Linked DNA regions of Homo sapiens: region 1 is linked to region 2. The links are chromatin contacts, found by Hi-C or POLR2A ChIA-PET in ENCODE. All regions are on one chromosome and are shown on one strand. Each heading gives the region's core, a stretch centred on a gene start or an enhancer-like site at or near the end of the contact. The rest is flanking DNA. Distances are from core to core; before and after follow the strand shown.

Evidence for each region. A loop is a pair of places that touch in the nucleus more often than their neighbours do. ChIA-PET counts read pairs that join two places held with the same protein, here RNA polymerase II (POLR2A). Pooled maps may share reads with other maps.
Region 1: a pooled map shows a loop between it and region 2 (1.8-fold over the local background). The contact joins the enhancer-like site here to the promoter of STMN1 in region 2. A Hi-C loop is called at or near these places in 1 of 50 pooled maps. POLR2A ChIA-PET finds 5 or more read pairs at or near these places in 3 of 52 experiments (HCT116, K562 and activated CD4-positive, alpha-beta T cell).

What each region holds. Positions count from the first base shown.
Region 1 is chr1:27,130,386-27,133,581 of GRCh38, reverse strand. All of the region lies in intron 1 of SLC9A1 (solute carrier family 9 member A1), which reads left to right. Among named protein-coding and RNA genes, the nearest start is that of SLC9A1, 23 kb to the left of the region's middle. Within about 2 kb of position 1,286, at least 9 of the 41 ENCODE cell types and tissues checked have a DNase peak (open chromatin) inside an H3K27ac peak, as active enhancers do.
Region 2 is chr1:25,904,644-25,907,923 of GRCh38, reverse strand. STMN1 (stathmin 1) reads left to right here and starts at 1,505. Exons shown (of 5, transcript NM_005563.4): 1 at 1,505-1,535; 2 at 3,186-3,260. The coding sequence starts at 3,248. It overlaps MIR3917 (microRNA 3917), which reads left to right and starts at 1,470; the gene lies at 1,470-1,562. It overlaps LOC105376885 (a long non-coding RNA gene), which reads right to left and starts at 1,374. Exons shown (of 2, transcript XR_947102.1): 1 at 1,278-1,374; 2 at 1-888. RefSeq lists silencers at 1,263-1,572, 1,593-1,682, 2,073-2,492, 2,272-2,566.

The DNA.
Region 1 (3,196 bases), core at 37-2,536, 1.2 Mb before region 2:
TTCCCTGCTCCCACCAGGCTCACTCCCATCCCCAAGAAGTCAAGCCAGGACCCCACTCCCTCACCTCTTAGTCAGATGAAGTCCTGGCTTTGAGTAGTCTCTTACACTTCTTCTAGCTCAGTGTTTGGGTCTCCTCAGCTTCAGGAAAATAAAGAGGGGGCCCCCATACTTATGAGATTACAACCTAGGTTGACGTCAAGAATCAGGAAATGGGCCAGGTGTGATGGCTCATGCCTGTAATCACAGCACTTTGGGAGGCCAAGCACAGGTGGGTCGCTTGAGGTCAGGAGTTTGAGACCAGCCTGGCCAACATGATGAAACCACATCTCTACTAAAAAATACAGAAATTAGCCGGGCGTGGTGGTGCATGCCTGTAATCCCAGCTGCTGGGGAGGCTGGGGCACAAGAATCGCTTGAACCCAGGAGACGGAGGTTGCAGTGAGCTGAGATCACACCACTGCACTCCAGCCTGGGCAAGAGAGTGAGACTCCGTCTCAAAAAAAAAAAAAGAATCAGGAAACAAAACCCTGACGGGCTTGGGCTAGGCCTTTGCCTCACCCACCCTGCTCCCTCCCAGGAAGCATTTGGCATGATAAGATTTCCATGGTACGGGGCCAGGTGGGTCCCACTCTCCCGGGTGTTTAGCTACCACGTCACAGTGCAGTACCAGGTACCAGGCAGTGGAAATGGCTCCTGGTGCTCCAGCGTCCGCCCTTCCCTGGAGCCACAGCTCATTAAGCAAGCACTGTGGCAATGATAATCAGGGAGCCAGGCGGGGCTGTCCGAAAGTGCCCTGTTGGCCTAGGGTGGGAGTTGGGGAGGGACTGCCAGCCCTGGTATCTGCTTTCAGGATGAGGTCATGGAGTGACACTCATTCCAGTGGCAGTGAACAGTGATGAGAAAAAGTCCTGCTCTAATTGTAGGAGGCACCCCCACCTCATGTTTCAGTACTTGCTTTGTCTGGTCCTATGCTAGGCTCTCTGCCTTCATCATTTTGAGTGGTCCTCACCTGACCCTGTGAGGAGGGGAGAGGCATCTTCATTTTAAAAATAAAGACCCTGATGTCCAGAGAGAGTAACTAACTTACCCAGGATCACACACACAAGAAAGCAGTGGAACCGGGTGACCTTGAATCCTAGGGAGTCAGGGCAAAAGAGCCATTTGAGGTCACATAGTCCATTCCCCTCATTATATGGCCGAGCAAACCCGAGACCCAGAGTGTCACTTCCTGAAAGAGGGTAGTATGGGGACTGGTGCTCAGGGACAGTGTTCTTTCCTCTCCATTGATGACAACAGTCACCATTATACTGAGGCCCCCAGCCTGCTCCTTTGAACATTCTGGGAGAACTGTGGTTATGTCCTCCTTTTGGAGAATTGAGAAAATACTCATCCAGATCATTTTCTCTGTGGCTCGTATGAGGAAGTAGTTGAGCATGAGTACCTGTCTGCTCTAGAGTCAGTTTCTGGGCTTGAGTCCTGCTTGGCCCTGTAACCTAGCCTCTCTGAGCCTCAGTTTCCTCATCTGTGATATTGGTGTGATAGCACCTACCTCTTTGAATAGTTGTGAGGATTAAGAAGCCTTCAATAAGTGTAGCCATAATTTTATATATATATATATATATATATATATATATTTTTTTTTTCTTCTTCTTCTTCTTTTTGAGACGGATTCTCCCTCTATTGCCCAGGCTAGAATGCAGTGGTGCCGTCTATGCTCACTGCAACCTCTGCCTCCTGGGTTCAAGCAGTTCTCCTGCCTCAGCCTCCCATGTAGCTGAGATTATGGGATTATAGGGGTGTGCCACCATGCCTGGATAATTTTTTTTTTTTTTTTTTGAGACAGAGTCTCATTCTGTTGCCAGGCTGGAGTGCAGTGGTGCGATCTCAGATCACTGCAACTCCACCTCCTGGGTTCAAGCAATTCTCCTGCCCCAGCCTTCTGAGTAGCTGGGACTACAGGCGCGCGCCACCACGCCCAGCTAATTTTTGTGTTTTGAGAAGAGACAGGGCTTCACCATGTTGACCAGGATGGTCTTGATCTCTTGACCTTGTGATCCACCCACCTTGGCCTCCCAAAGTACTCGGATTACAGGCATCAGCCACCGTGCCCTGCCTCTTTTTTTTTTTTTTTTTTTTTTTTTTGTATTTTTAGTAGAGACGGGGTTTCACCATGTTGGCCAGGCTGGTCTTGAACTCTTGACCTCAAGTGATCCACTCCCCCTAAGCCTCCCAAAGTGCTGAGAGTACAGGCGTGAGCCACCACACCCAGCCACTATCATTATTATTAACATCCCCATTTCAACTGGACGCTGCGTGACAGGGCTCGTTAGAACCATGGTCTGGGGGTGGGTGGCAAAAAAGAAAAAAGAACCACGGCTCTTGCCTGAATTCTTGACCCTCCTTGTCCTGCCCAGTGGTGGCTGCTTCCCCAGTTCTGGCTGCCCCAGGCATCTCCCCTGCCCTGCTGGAGGGAGGCATGTACACCTTGTGCCAGTGCCATGTGTGGGATCACACGATGGGCCCTGCCCAGTCTCAGCAGCCAGCACAGGCCAGGCGGAAGTGGGCACTGACAAAGGCTTCCTTATCTCCTTCCTGGGCATGGGGCACTTCTATGGGGTGAACTGGTTGGCAGACAAGTAGGCAGGCAGGCAACCTCTCAGCCTGCCTGGAGCCCTTGGCCCTTTGTGCTCAGCTTATCACCAGTGGGCTCTAGAACCTGTGCCCTGAGGACCAGAGTGCCAGCAGGAAGCAGTTAACCAGGCCCGGCTTGAGGGCAGAGCTTGGCTTCTGGGATCAAATACCAGTTTGGTTGTTTCCTGGCTGTGTGTCATTTGAGCTAGTTCATTAAGCTCTGAGCCTCAATTTCTCTACTGGAAAATTGAAACAGTAGTGTCTACCTCATGGCATTGCTGAGGCTAAATGAGAAGGCACAGGGCTTCGTAGTAATTCTCCCTTCCCACAGTGGCATGTGCTGGAGGGCTGCACTGTGTCTCCTGAGGCATTGCACATGGGTTTTGAGCAGAGGCCTGCAGGCTAGACCCAGTCTGGGGAGCTGCTGTCAGTGGAGCTCCATTTCCCATTACTAGGGTGCCAAATAGCTCCTGCTTCTCTCCTTGCAAGGCACACACAGAACCAGGGCACACTGGTACTGCTAGGGATCTTAGAAAGACCAGCAGTTTAGGCCGGGTGCGGTGGC
Region 2 (3,280 bases), core at 256-2,755:
TGAATTATTCCTGGTCCTGCTCACAGGCTAAGTGAAAACCACTTCGATTGGCTTGGGGGGGAGGCCGACCCCACACAAGGGCGATTGTTGGAAAAAATGCCGCAACAAGCATATTTCAGGCAACAGCGCATTGCTAATTGTTTGCTTTGTGTAGTGTGCTGCTGCTTGTATGATCCAGTTTTTATTGTCTTGGGCACCCCTTAGTTGTATTTTATCTCTGGCACATCCCTGGTGACTAACTAGGCATGAGAGTCTTTCTAAATTAGGACTGTTGTTTCAGGAAGGTTGGTCACATTTGTTTCTTGATTTGGGGAGATGCAGCTCATTAATAAAATAAAGATATCTCTTCTGCTTAGTCAAGATCTCAAAGCAGGTGTCTTGGTGTATTGACCACCAACCGAGGACACGGTCTTGGTCAGAGAATGGGAGGAGGCGGGGACCATGTTCATTTCATTTATTTTTTTCCCCTTTTTGTGAGAGAAAGGGCCAGTTATTCTAAGGCACGGTCAGACCAATTTCCTTTGTGCCTTTGCTGAGGTTCTGAGCTATCCAGGTCAGGGAGAACAGTGACCTTGTGGCTCCTTTTTCGATTTTTAAAAAGAACCCAGTGCTGCTCTGGGGAGCACGTGCTCTGAGAACAAAAGCAACACTTAACTGCAATCTGTGTAGTCTAGAACGGCTATTGCTCTTCCTCCCCTATCATCCGCAGAAGGCTTGGAAGAACAGATGGAGTCTGCATTTAAGCTGAGTGGCTTTGTTAGACCAAAGGCGATCAAATTCCAGAGCCCCACGCTTTCCCGCACAGGTCCCTGGTCACCGGCTCGGGAACCTGAGGATGCTGGCAAGAACGCACACAGTGAGGGAAGGGCCACGCCCGCGACCTGTGGGCTGAGTGGATTAGAAATTACGATGATGTCACAATATGGGTGACACGCCGGTGTCGGTGTAGGGTGCCGGGGGCAGGGGGCCCTGCAGGGGCGTGGAGTGGCATTGTGCTGTCACAGGGGCTCGGGCGTCTTAGGCACCCATGTGGGTGGCGCACTAGAAGGGGCACTGCTCTGTCCGAGTGCTGCCCTTGGGGCGAGGCGGGCATGTGGCTCTACAAGGTGGAGTCCAGGCGGCCAAAGTTTGGAAAGGTAGGGAAGGACCCCCCCGCCCTCCGCCTGCTCCGCCCTGCCCTTGTTCTCGAGAATGGGGAGCTGGTTCGGACCTAGTCCGGGGTCCACTGCCACGCCCTCTTCCACGGCGAGACCACCCCCCTAGTCCCAGGCCCACACCTGGGGATGCTCCCCAGGCGCCCTGCAACCCCCGGCATTGTCCTCCTGCCCTCCGGGACAGGACTACACTTCCCGAGGTGCTTCGGGGTCCCGGGGGGCGGCGCTCCACGCGGGTTGTGGGGGGCGGGGGCGGCACGTGCCGCCGCTCTCGGCCAATGCGGAGCCCCGCGCGGAGGTCACGTGCCTCTGTTTGGCGCTTTTGTGCGCGCCCGGGTCTGTTGGTGCTCAGAGTGTGGTCAGGCGGCTCGGACTGAGCAGGTGGGTGCGGGGCTCGGAGGAGGCGGCGGCTGGCTGAGGCCAGCAAGAGGGACGCGGTCGGCGGGAGGGGCTGGGCCGTGGCAGCGACCCCCTGCTGCAGGGCGGCGGGCGGGGCTGCGGGCCTCGGAGGGGTTGGTGGGCGGGGGTCGCTCCGCTTTGTGTGTGGCTCGGGCGGAGCCTCGCCTTTGTCCCCGCTCTCCGGGGGCGCGGCTGTTCGTGGGCAGGGGGCTGGGCGATCACCGGGCGTCCGCTCCGGGGTGCCGTCGAGGAGACAATAGGGGGCGTGGGCCCTCGTTTACCTCCCTCCCTCCCTCCCTTCCCTGCGGGCCCCGCCGGGTTCCCCATTGTCTGAAGGGACGGGGCGGTGCCCCAGGGACCAGCGGCTTTAGGACCAAACTGCGGGCAGCCAGGGCCGCGACCCTCCCTGCGACCGTCCCCTGGCGACCGCAGCTGGTGATTGAGGGGCGGCGCTCCCGGGCCCCACGAGGGTTCTTCTGTCTTCGCGGCCGGACGCGCGGACAGCGTGGGTGGCGGCAGGTTGGGCATGGGGACGGCGGGAGGCGGTGGCGAGCTCACCGCGGGACCACCCGGGGGCCTGTTCCCGGGGCCTGCCCCACCCGCTGAACTGTGAAGGGGGTGGTGGCGGCGGCCTGGAGGTGTTTTTGGCGGGAGTTGGGGGGGGCGTCCGCGCAGGGGGAGTCAGGCAGGGGCGGAGTTACCCGGATTGGACCGTTAGCCCCGCCCACCCCTCCCCTTCCCACGCGCGCGGGCTCCGGGGTGTTGAGTTCGGGGAGATTCGAAAAGGCGCGGGGAGGAAGGGGGCGGGGCCAGGGGCCGGAGCGCAAGGCGTGCTCTGATTGGCCGGGGGCGACCGGTCCTCTTTTCCTCGCCCGGACCAGGGCCACGCCCATCCTGGGTCCGGTGCTGCGTCTAATTCTCTGCTTTTCTTAAATCTTGTCGCTGCCTCTGATTTTAATTCCTAGCTTTTGGGAACCTGTCATCCTACGTTTTTGGTACTAGCTGGCGTCTACAAAAGTCATAATGTTAAAAAGATCAACAAGAGATACAGCATTTTTCATGACATAACGGCAGCAAATATAAGTCAAAATCTAGAGGTTCATAAACATTTTGCTTGCTGTTGGGCAAGGAAGCTTAAACCTGAGGGACAATAGGAGTTCAACATTATTGGTTACTATTAGCTTGGGCGTTTTCTTATCCACCACGTCAGACACAGACAAAGCAGGGGTGGGTATTTCATTTGCACAATGAGTTGTAGGCAGTATTAAGATGGCTCCGGGGGCACTGTTGAGTTGAATCTGGAATATCTTCTTACAGTTTCGGTGAAATGTTAAAGAGTTTATGGGGGAAAAATTCTTCACCCTTGTGACTTTGTCTGATTTTAAAAATCCAAGAGTTTTATGACCGAGAAAGCTCAGTTAACTTGATTTTCTGGAACCAATATCATATTCAGGTCATATTTCCCAATGTTTATTTAGTAGATTTTGATAATTTTTTTCGTGGTTAATTTAGACGTCTTTATTCCACGTATTTTTCTGACGATGTATGTAGATGTGATGTGAGATTTTTTTGGGTTGATGACATATAGAAAGGCAAAGAAAGTGATTGCATGTTTTTGAAAATCATTTTCAGGACTTTCCTTATCCCAGTTGATTGTGCAGAATACACTGCCTGTCGCTTGTCTTCTATTCACCATGGCTTCTTCTGGTAGGTAATCTATTTGGAAA